Regions from separate parts of the Homo sapiens genome. Here region 1 is linked to region 2. The links are chromatin loops, found by intact Hi-C in ENCODE. Cell type or tissue: tibial artery. All regions are shown on one strand. Each heading gives the region's core, and the rest is flanking DNA. Links, peaks and the distances in the headings are about the cores only.

Region 1 (2,925 bases), core at 299-2,798, 86 kb after region 2:
ATATCGTGCTAACGTTTAAGGTTATGTCCTTAAGGTAAAAAAACAAGCCTCAAAATTCCTATCTGTCACCTTTCTAGATGCTCTGTGGCCTCTCAGCAAATTAGACCACCATCTCACTGTATGGAACGGCAATGATCCAGTTCCTCCAGCACCATGTCTGGATCCTTGGTAATGTTCACTAGACTCTACTGGGCCCTACACTATTCTTACATAATTATGATTAACAACTGGTTGAAAACTGTGACTTTTACTTGTCCCCACATTGATTGAACTAAGAGAGACATGAAGAAGATTGAGGGCCCTGCTCCAATTCTCAGAAAGAGAAAACATCTAAAACAATTAATCTGTGGTTTGTGCTTGGCTTTATGACTTTCGTGAGGTTTGTTCAACTGATGCCAGCAACATCTGGAACTGAAAGCATGACTGGTCGTATTGCAATAAAAAGAGGCTTACTTGGTTAGGTTCCCCTGCAGGAAGAACTCCAGGAGGGAGAGCAGCAGAGAGGGTGCAAGGCCACCAGAGGCAGCTAGCGGGCAGAAGGCATGTGGTTTCTGCCTAAGGAGAGAGCAGCCATTTGATCTGGTTAAGGCAGGACCCAGGAGGTAGAGAACCACCACCCAAAAGCAGGTGCTTTACAAGGTTCTGGGCTTTAACCCAGCCAGTCCCTCTCCTCTTGCAGCCTCCTCACCTTTCACTTCTAGGCTTTAGGACTCTCCCCAAATATCCCTCAGCAATAATCTACCCACACTCTAAGCCAGGCTGCTGACCCTAAACTGACTCCCCCAGTCTTCTCAGATCAAAATATTTCTGACTACCAATACATTTTTTTTAAAGCCCCAGTGGGCAGAGAAAAAATGCAGGAAAGGGTTATGTTAGAGTTTTAAGACAATGGGGTAAGGGTGACTTTTCCTGTCATAAAAATTCTTTTACAGTTATTATGATCATATTTTGTTAATAAAAGGAATATTGTTTTTATTTTGTTCTCTTTCTTTCCAGATTTTTAAGTCCACTACATTGCCAATCTTTGATATATTTGGTCAGTGTTATATGCTAATTGCTTAAAGCCCACCACTCCCAGAAAGAACTGTGCTTTTAAGGTGAATTTCTGGAAACAACTGATGTACAAATAATGTATTTCTAATATCAGCTCAGTAGCATGGCTGAGTTTTTGTAAGGATTATGTGTAGAATCCCTGAACCTTAACAGCTGGTAAAAATCTTGCTATTCATTTAGTAAAACCTTCCACCCAGTGGTGGAATTCTCTCTGCAACACACAGAACTACTTGATCACTTCCAGTTAAGGGAACTCTTTCCGTGGGAAGCAGTCTACTAAGCCTTTGGATGGTTTTGAATGTTAAAAAGTTCTTTTCACTAAAAGAAAACCTGCTTTCCTGAAGATTCCTTTTACTGAACTATGTTAGGCTCTGTGGAGCAACTCTAAATAAGTCTAATCCTTATTATGGTAGTAGGTTGCCAGCTATTTGCTTTTACCAACAGTGCTGTTTGAATGTTCTTGTCCTTGCCTCCTAGTGCACAGAAGCAAGAGTATCCATAACTAGATGTGGAACTGATAGACCACAGGATAAACAAATGTTCATCTAATAAGAATAACCAAATTGTTTTTCAACGTGCTTGTATCATTCTCCACTCCTACAATGTGATTTGTATTTTCTCTTTCTTTGTAGTATCTTTGGATGAAGAGAAATTTTTAATGTTAATCTTTTCTTTTATAGTGTGTTTTGTCTTAAGACATTCTTTCTTATCCCAAGGTCAGAAAGACATTCTCCACATTTCACTTCGCATTTTTAAAGTTTCATCTTTTATGTTTTATTTTATAATACATCTAGAATGGATTTTATGTATGGAGAATTCTAGGGAACCAACTTAATATTTTTCTATATAAATAATCAATTGTCCCAGCACCATTCGTTGAACATTTCTTTCTTCCCCCAACAAATTTGTGGCATCATCTATATCATTTATCAAAATTCCATATATGTGTAGGCTTTTTTCTGGGTTCTCTATTTTTATCTAGTAATCTATTTGTCTGTTTCTATAGCTTTATAAGTCTTAACAACTGATAAGGCAAAGATCCCAATGTACTCCCTCTTTCATGTCTCTTTGCTCTTACATGTACATTTTAGAATCAGCCTGTTGAGTTCCAAACCTGTTGGAAGTGTGATTGAAGCTGCATGAATCAACCAACTTGGAGATACTTAACATATTTATGACAATGAATCCTTCTATTTATAAACTAAGCAATCTCTCCATTTAGGTTTCCTTTCCTCCTAATTTTTAAAATTTCTAACTACAATTCTTGTACATCTTTTGTTATATTTATTCTTAAGTACCTTATTTTTTATTGCTCTTACAAATTATTTCCTTTCTAAAAATCCTTTTGTTTCTTGCTGGCACATAGATATATAAATTTACCTTTTATTTTGCTTTTTAAGTCAGTCACCTTGCTAAATTCTATTATTTCTAATTCTGTTGTTTGAGATTTGCAGTGTAAACAAATCTATTATCTGAAATTATCAATTTTGCTTTCTTTTCTATTCTTATGCTTCTATTTGCTTTTTGTTGTCTTATCATGCAGCTAGAATCTTTAGTACAATGTTGAATAGAAGCCATAATGGCAGACATCCTTGTCTTCTTTCTAATGCTTCTGGCATCCCTCATTAACAATAATATTTGATGCAAATTTTTGCTAGATAGTCTTTATTAAGATAAGAATATTTTCTTTTATTCATATAATTTACTAAGAATCATGGAATGGGTGTGGAATTCTAGAAAAATCTCTTTTTTTAAAAAAGTTTCACTGAGATATAATTTACAAAAAATTAAATTCACATTTTAGATGTACATTTCAATAAATTTTCACAAATATATGCAGTTATATACCACCACTACAATCAACACATAGAT
Region 2 (2,925 bases), core at 294-2,793:
TTATAACTGAAATATTTCTTAAGGAATGTGGATCATACTCTGTGATCCTGGTACATCCATGTTGGGATGTCACCTTACAGAAGAGCATTTATGCAATCAAATGCTTCCTCCTTCAACAGTGCTATATAAACCTTCCCAAATGCTTGTTTTTTATACTTCTTTTTTGTCAGATGCTGTGCAATGAGCCATCTTTAAAGCCAGATACAATCTATTTACTTCTGTCTTTTTGTGTGTGACTACATTCTACTCTTTTCTTCCTAGGGTTACACCCAGGTCACCCTGATTGGATTTCACATATTGCTAAAACCTTTGTCACACATGGACAGGCAGTTTCTTTCATTATTTCAGCTTTACAAATGCCTAAATCTGATTACAGTTTCATTCTCAAAAATAACCTTGACCCCAGTTTTTTGAGTTACCTCACTGTCATCCTTACTGCAGCATTCACAATGTTTACTATCTAGTTTTAGCATAAGCTCTCTATTGATAGTTGCATTTTTGTTACAGATAACCAAGAAGAGGAGGATGAAGGCTTGGGAGTTGATCTCTCTTTCATTGGCTCTCATGCTTTTGCTCGAATGGAAGGAGATATTGACAAGCAAAGAAAACTGATCCTTCAGGGACAATTATCAGAGGCAGCTCTGCAGAAGCAGCATCAAAGAAAGTAAGACAACCCTTCAGGACTGTTAGATACATAAGGACATCAGAAGCAAGAAAGGAACCTTGCATCTGATGCATGAGCTACGTGTATATATAATGCATTCCAATTTATTTTTCATGACAATCAGTGAGGAAGATATCGTCCTCATTTTGGAGGTGCAAAAACTCAAAGTTAAGAAAGTTATCAGTGGCCACAGTTAATATGTGGTGAAACCAGTGGTCAGATACATGTCTGATTTCAGAGCTCCTACCCTGTCTACTACAATAGTAATGCCTCCATGCGAGGTTTATATTCTAAAAGGAGAAATTAGAAAAGGGAAAGGCAGTTATAAAGCTTTTACTTAGCTCTACTATGTTTATAATTAAAGCATAATCTACAGTTGAATTAAATTTAAAAGAGCCTTATTTCTCCCTGACTTATCCGAAGGACCTTACAAGACATCCAAACCATTCCATTTCTTCCATATGTCTTCTAAAGCAATTTTGAAGGAATCCTTTTAAAAACATAGAAGCAGCTTTGTACTTTTGGGTAAGCTTTCCCAAAGATCAAGTCTTTGTAAAGCTGGCTGCTTTTCAAAAAAGTCTAAAGAAAATTAAAGTAAACAAACTATAAATGTCTACTATCCATTACCTTATAGGGTTGATGGAGGGTTAGCACCTCATAGGGTTTTTGTGAGCATTAAATGAGGTAATGTAATGAGCTTTAGCACAGAACCTGGTACTTGTCAAGCTCTTAAAATTGTTCACTGCTGTACTGAGCAAATCATGGCTTGTTTTATCTTTGAGCTTTGGTACTTGCCATTCCTTTTGAATGGGCTACTCTCATCCTTCAATTTCTGTCCAGATTTCAAAAGCAGTTGCCTCTGGAGACCTACCTCCCAAGTCTGGAACAGATGCCACCTCCTGTATGCTTTTTTCATACCCTGTACTCACCCAAAGCATAGCATAGCATTTTTCACGCTGTATTGTAATGATGTCTGCATGCTATCTGTCTCCACTGATAAAGTGGGAGTTGGACTACATGAACTCTCCAGTCACTTTCAGAACTAGTATTTTGTGTCTCCTCAATCCCAGGTCTTCCTTTATTCTGATTTTAATTTGAAAAACAAAAGCGTATGAGCCACTAGGGGGCACCAAGGAACAGCTTTTCCAAGTGAGGCAGTCACAGTCAAATGATACTTTCAGTGGTTTCTAAACTTGGCCATATGTGTAAGACTCATCTGATGGACATTTTTCATTAAATACGGTGCCTGGGCTCCTCACATTACTGGGATCTGGGACTTCTTTAGTATCGAGTCTCCTTTGCACTCTTAAAAATTGTTGAGGACCCCAGAGAGCTTTTGTTTTTATGGGTTGTATCTATCAATATTTATCACATGAGAAATTATTTATTTATTTTAAAATAACTTTTTTATTGAGAAAGATAGCAGTGTTTTTTTTTAATCTTGCAAATTGTTTAATGTTTGATTTAATGGAAGACAGCCAGATTGTCCTATCAGCATTCAAACTGCTGCAGTAAGTTGTTTTGACTAATGTATATGAAGAAAACCTGACCTCACTGAGATTTTAATTGGAAAATGGAGGAGTATTTTAACAGCCTTTTAAAATAATTGGGATATTCTTCTTTGATACTATACCAGAATTTGATAAATAGTAGTGTTTTAAAACATAGTTGTAATGCAGAATCTCAAACTGTATCCATGAATTTTTTTAATTCTATTATATTAAAATGTGGTGTTCTGTACTTTGGACAGATTTTATAATAGGAATGTATAGCATGACTTTATAACATGATACGTTAGCTTTTTGGAAAGTATTGATTCATTGAATTATTCAGAGCTCCAAGTATTGACACATTTCATTACACAGTATCAAAAAATTATATTTGTTAGTATCGATTGTATAGTATCACCAATCTCATCAGAAAAGTATTTAATATTAGGAACTGTCAAGCTTCTGATGACAATAAAAATGTTTCAAATATGTATATATTTAAAGCTCAAGTTTTATCATTGGCAACAAATACTGTTGATTATTTTTCTTGAAATGTCAGGGTCACTTTATTCATTTTTGGGAAAACACCTGCCACATATTCATGTTGAATAACTACAGTTTGCCAGTCATTCTTTGAAGTAAAAATGGTGTTGCATGAAAAAAAGCAACTAGTCCAGCTCACAACTCAATCAAATAGTGCTTTTCTTCAAGGCAACTTCACACTTCAATATGCAGAAGTACTTTATGTGTTCTTCCATTTTGTCTTCCATT

Evidence for each region. Hi-C counts contacts between places; a loop is a spot of excess contacts. Peaks named below come from ENCODE experiments on the same cell type or tissue, not always from the same donor. Only the 100,000 strongest peaks of a DNase experiment are listed, where the experiment ranks them.
Region 1: a loop joins it to region 2, with 3.0 times the contacts of the local background. A loop is called at or near these places in 16 of 110 quality-filtered maps.

The regions. Positions count from the first base shown.
Region 1 is chr1:117,808,293-117,811,217 of GRCh38, reverse strand. No RefSeq gene overlaps it. Among named protein-coding and RNA genes, the nearest start is that of GDAP2, 120 kb to the left of the region's middle. In tibial artery, for the core only: a CTCF peak has its summit at 1,304; no DNase peak of the experiment used is centred there; H3K27ac peaks cover 1,692 bases.
Region 2 is chr1:117,894,572-117,897,496 of GRCh38, reverse strand. GDAP2 (ganglioside induced differentiation associated protein 2) reads left to right here. Exons shown (of 14, transcript NM_017686.4): 8 at 508-664. Among named protein-coding and RNA genes, the nearest start is that of GDAP2, 34 kb to the left of the region's middle. In tibial artery, for the core only: a CTCF peak has its summit at 1,779 (motif pointing right); no DNase peak of the experiment used is centred there.